Linked DNA regions of Homo sapiens: region 2 is linked to region 1. Evidence: read pairs that join two places in POLR2A ChIA-PET (ENCODE). Cell type or tissue: MCF 10A. All regions are shown on one strand.

Region 1 (2,500 bases):
AATAGAGCAATTTTGGCTCATGAAGAAGTATCATCAAATACTAGTTATCATACTGTGTCATTGCCTCTTTAAAATGTGAAAATTTTACTTTTTAAAGCCTTGTTTTCCTCATTGGCAACATTCAAACAAAAAATAAAGAAGAAAAATCCTGATAGAAAAAGTAAGTTGTTAAAAGTAAAAATGCCCTGCTCTAAGAAGTAGTCTTGTGGTGCTGAGTTAACTGATCATCAGGCAACAGGGGATCCCTCATCCCCCACCCTCCAGCTTTGTTTGGAATTGTACTTCTGAAGTGCATCACGCTGCTCAAATCAAATTGCTCACTTAATATTTAATGTTTCTGCGATGGAATCACTTTCTCCCTTGAGGTTGACTTCAGATTTACCAGACACACTGACAACACTGTACTCCTTATTTTCCCCACATGACCTCAGCTTCTGCTTTAAAAATGTACGAATAAAGGATGCTTTTGTTCATATCTTGCCTGCCTGTGATATATTGACAAAGTGTCTGCGGGCTCAATGGAATAGTTTTACAGTATGAGTGCTGTTTTCAGTGGAGGGGCAGGACTTGGGCTTTAGAAGGAAGTGAATTGGATAGGTCAGGAGAATGTACCATTTGTAAACACCCCTTTCCTTTTTTATTCACGTGTCAGGACAGCAGGAGCAGGCTGTTCAGTGCCCGTCCCTGCGCAGAGCCGGAGGGAAAGCAGCTTGGAAGTCAGCTGCAATTTTTAAACCTTGCTTTTTATTCCCTGGTAATGATCTTCAAGTGCTTAGACTTGTCTGAGAAGCTGTTTTGAAACTAACATGGTTTAGTCCACTAACTGCATGTTGGGTAAATTCAAAACCCACATGCTCGTCCTCTTGCAGTGGAATAAGTCACATCTGATGGACATTTTCTGTGCTTATAGCATAGTAATGAACGTCTGACAGGCGCGACCTTTCATAAGACAACCCACACTATTGGCTTTCTGCCCAGAATATTGCTGCAACACTATCTGTGATTGGTTATCTCTCTATCATGCATTGCTTCACAAGGGGAAACGGCCCCTTTTTTTAATAAATCTACGATGGCTGGCTGCAATATGCCTCACTGTAAGTATTTTGTGTATGTATGTGTGGGAGAGAGAGAGAGAGGCTGACTTGAATATTACTTAGTCTGGTATCACATGGCAAGGTTGTGATACTGTAGGACATCAGTGAAGTGCTACTTAGTAAATCTTAACCTATCTCTTTTTTCTACAGGTTGGTACTAAGAAGTGCCTTTCCTGACGTCTCTGCTGCTTGGAACCGCTTCTAGAGCAGTCTCTGCTTTTGCCTTGCTTGCTGCCAGCTAGACTGTGACGACAGCACATCCACCCTCCACCTCTAGCCCAGACACCCCCATTTCTACTTATAATCAAGAGAAAAGCTCTAAGTATCTGGCATTGCCCTAGGCTGCTTTAGTGTTAAAAGAAAAGTTTGCTGAAAAAGTAAGATATCTTCTGCCAGGAAATCAAGGAGGAAAAAAAAAATCATTTTCTCGATTTTGCTCTAAACTGCTGCATCTGTCTATGCCAAACTAATCAATACCGATTGCACCACCAAACTCCATTGCAAATTCAGCTGTGAGGAGATTCCCTTTCAGACAACTTTGCTGAAAGCAGCTTGGAAATTCGGTGTCGAAGGGTCTGCCACGTTTTCATGCTTGCATTTTGGGCTCCAAATTGGCACTGGGAAGGGGTTACTGAGAGCACAAGGCTGATACCAGGCCCTACTTTTAAACGTTCATCTACTTACAATCCTAGTATTTCTCTAAAAACCAAAACCTCTTTGAATTAACAGTTTCATGCTGTGAATTTCTAGTGGGAGATCTTTTCCTTGATATTGACGACACAATTTTCCATGTACTTTTAAAGCAGGGAGTGGGGAAAAGTATTTTGAGGGGACATTTTCATCATCAGTTCAGCTTTTTTTTTTTGGTTGTTGCTCTTTTTTGGGGGGGTTGGGTTTGTTGGTTTCACTGAAACATTTAACTACCTGTAAAATCTAAACATGGCTGTTAGTGTCACACCAATTCGGGACACAAAATGGCTAACACTGGAAGTATGTAGAGAGTTCCAGAGGGGGACTTGCTCACGGCCAGACACGGAATGTAAATTTGCACATCCTTCGAAAAGCTGCCAAGTTGAAAATGGACGAGTAATCGCCTGCTTTGATTCATTGAAAGTGAGTAACTATTATATTCTTTTAAGGATATTCAATGATTGAATGAGGGGTATATGGACATACAGTTCTCTGCATATGGGATTATGGATTGCTTTGTTCATAGTTTAGTTATACAGTGTGTTGATGATGTTGGGCTGGGGAACTTTACGAGAAGCAGTAGAATCAAGTCTGGCCAAACTTTGTTATGAATAACTTTATCAGTCCTTTCACTGCATGTTTTTTTTTGCTAGGGCAGAAAGTGTTGACATATTTTTCACTTAGTAATGGCAAAGTGTCTGTCTGTCCCTGGAAAT
Region 2 (2,500 bases), 60 kb after region 1:
AGGAAGAAAACTCATTGAAATAAATATGGGGATTTCAGGGGTCCATGGAGCAGAACACACTTGAAAAGGTCAAAATGAAGTTAGAAGGGTGTGTGTGTGTGTGTGCGCACGCACGTGCGTGTATCTGTGTCTGTGTGTGTATAAATTAAGGAATGAGTATGCTTGTAGGACGTATTTAAGAAAAAGGGGGTTTGTTAATTTTAGTCTTCTAAATTTTACACACTACATCAGTGAGGACAGTTTCAGGTATCCCATGAAGAGCGAAATGTGTATAAAGAGAGATTTTTTTAAGCTTAAAAGACAAATTATGATTTCTGAAGTTTTGAAGTCATATAAAAGTTTATTCACTTCTTATAAATATGTTATTATCTTTGATTAGTGATATTTTATTAAAGGTACTTCTCATTTTTATTCATATTTAAACATAAATGTGTTGATGAAGATAGTGATGGTAATGTTAAATCATTGGCTTCTTGAGAATTGTGTAGTCCTGGTATGTGAGAGAAAAAAAGACAATAAATGATAAGTGACTCATTAGGATAAAGGATAGAAAAGAGAGCAAGAAATATTTGAAAAATATGTATTTCATTTACTGTTAAATATCCAGTTCAATTAGTTTTCCCTGCAACTAGATCTATTTCCTTTGCTGTTAAGGAGAATGAATTGAGATATCCAACTGATGACATTCTGTTTTTCATTTTTTCCTTTTATTCATGTTGCTAAAGCATGCTTTGCTTCTTCCCTGATTATGGATTACATAAGGAAGCACTAGTTTAACTATCTTTTCTAAAAAAGTAACTAAGGGATTCACATCAGTTAACCTCTGAATTACAAAGGAAATGTTGTGGACATTATTATTATTACTATTATTATTATTATTATTTTAATAGAGATGGGGTCTCACTATGTTGCCCAGGCTGGTCTCAAACTCCTGGGCTCAAGTGATCTTCCCACCTTGGCCTCCCAAAGTGCGGGAATTACAGGTATGAGCCACCGTGCCCAGCCTCATCTGGTTTTTAAAGTAATAAATACACATGCTTTAGGAAGATATCAGTTGCTTAAAAGTACATTAACAATTAATTTCCCTTGAAGGGGAAACAGTTTGACTCATTCAAAAGCTAGATTTACTGCTTATGAACAATGACTAATTATTTCCCTGAAGATTAAAACCTTATATCCCTGAAATAACACAATTTAAGTTTATATGCCTATTATATTATTTGAGTTTAACTACATGTATAAGCAAGAAATTGTTTTTGCATTCTTCTTTGCTGTCACTAGCAGAAGAAACTATATGTATTTTGACCTAGTAAGTTTCAAGTCATTTGATTTAAAAGGAGAATCCAAATGGATTTGCTTATCAACAGATTGCCAAACTAAAATTTAAAAAATAGTATCTCCATTTCTCACATAATTTTTATTTAAATATTATTCAAGTCTAAAATTCCATCTATTATTTATCACACAATTCTTAGTTGACTCCTGACTGTCTAGGTGAGATGGATCCAGTGGTATCCTGGTAAATGTTTACCAACCTGCTCTTATGGGGGTGGGGAAGGAGACACTGATTTGTCAGGTTTGCTGATTTCTGTGGTGCAGGCACTAATATCACAGACTTAAAGCTACCTAAGTGAAATCACTAAATGTGGAGGTAAGAAGAGATGCTCCCAATCAGCTATTGCCAGCCAGTGTAAGCTGGCTCCTGCACATTCCTGGAGAGGCCAAGATTTGAGAATCCCAGGATTTTCATTCTGGGATTTGAGAGAGGAGTATAATAAAAGATAAGGGATGGTTCTAGATATCTCTGATGGTGTTAATTAATGTGATTGCTACATGTGAGCATAGGTGCTCCAGGCCCTTTCTTCTATTCAGATAGAAAATTCCTCAGTGATTCATAGTGGTTTTAAAAGCTAGGAGAGAGTTCAGACATTAGGTAAATCATCCCTGTTTTATGGTGCCTATCTTTTCTTCATCTGCAGTTAGACCAGTCTCACTATAAAATACAAAGCACAATAATACACAGAAGCTATTTACAAGTGAGATTTAAAAATTATACTTACTGCCTTTTGAAAACATTGGGCTTTTTCCTCTCTGTTCAGCTTTGCCCAGGATACCTGTTAGACAAGTCTTCAGTATATTCTTTTGGCTTTGTCATGTCAACCACATACCTTGGCCAGGTCTCTGATGATTTCCAAATGTTTAATCATCCTAATTTGTGATATCCTTGTTCTGTCACTTTTTTAGTATCTTCAGCCTAACGTGTCTTGAATAGGTCTTTGGTCTGTGCTTATAATCAGGTTAGTAGTCCTGTCGTTTTTCCCTCCTCCAATAAATCTTTCATATTTTAAAGGAAAAGCAGCTTCCTTGTTAAACCAATCATAACAAAAGCCCCACACCCTTATCCCAAACCTTCGTGGTTAAGATTAATGATAGCTGAAAATCATATACCCGTTTAATAATTATCTTGGTAATGTTAATAAAAATTTTAATTGTTTTCATT

Evidence for each region. ChIA-PET counts read pairs that join two places held together with the same protein. Peaks named below come from ENCODE experiments on the same cell type or tissue, not always from the same donor. Only the 100,000 strongest peaks of a DNase experiment are listed, where the experiment ranks them.
Region 2: POLR2A ChIA-PET joins it to region 1 with 12 read pairs; 8 of 35 experiments call an interaction of 5 or more read pairs at or near these places.

The regions. Positions count from the first base shown.
Region 1 is chr3:152,298,161-152,300,660 of GRCh38, forward strand. MBNL1 (muscleblind like splicing regulator 1) reads left to right here. Exons shown (of 10, transcript NM_021038.5): 2 at 1,245-2,207. The coding sequence starts at 2,034. Among named protein-coding and RNA genes, the nearest start is that of MBNL1-AS1, 30 kb to the left of the region's middle. In MCF 10A, no CTCF peak of the experiment used is centred here; DNase peaks (open chromatin) are centred at 641 and 961.
Region 2 is chr3:152,357,905-152,360,404 of GRCh38, forward strand. The region is part of intron 2 of MBNL1 (muscleblind like splicing regulator 1); the gene reads left to right. Among named protein-coding and RNA genes, the nearest start is that of MBNL1-AS1, 90 kb to the left of the region's middle. In MCF 10A, no CTCF peak of the experiment used is centred here; no DNase peak of the experiment used is centred here.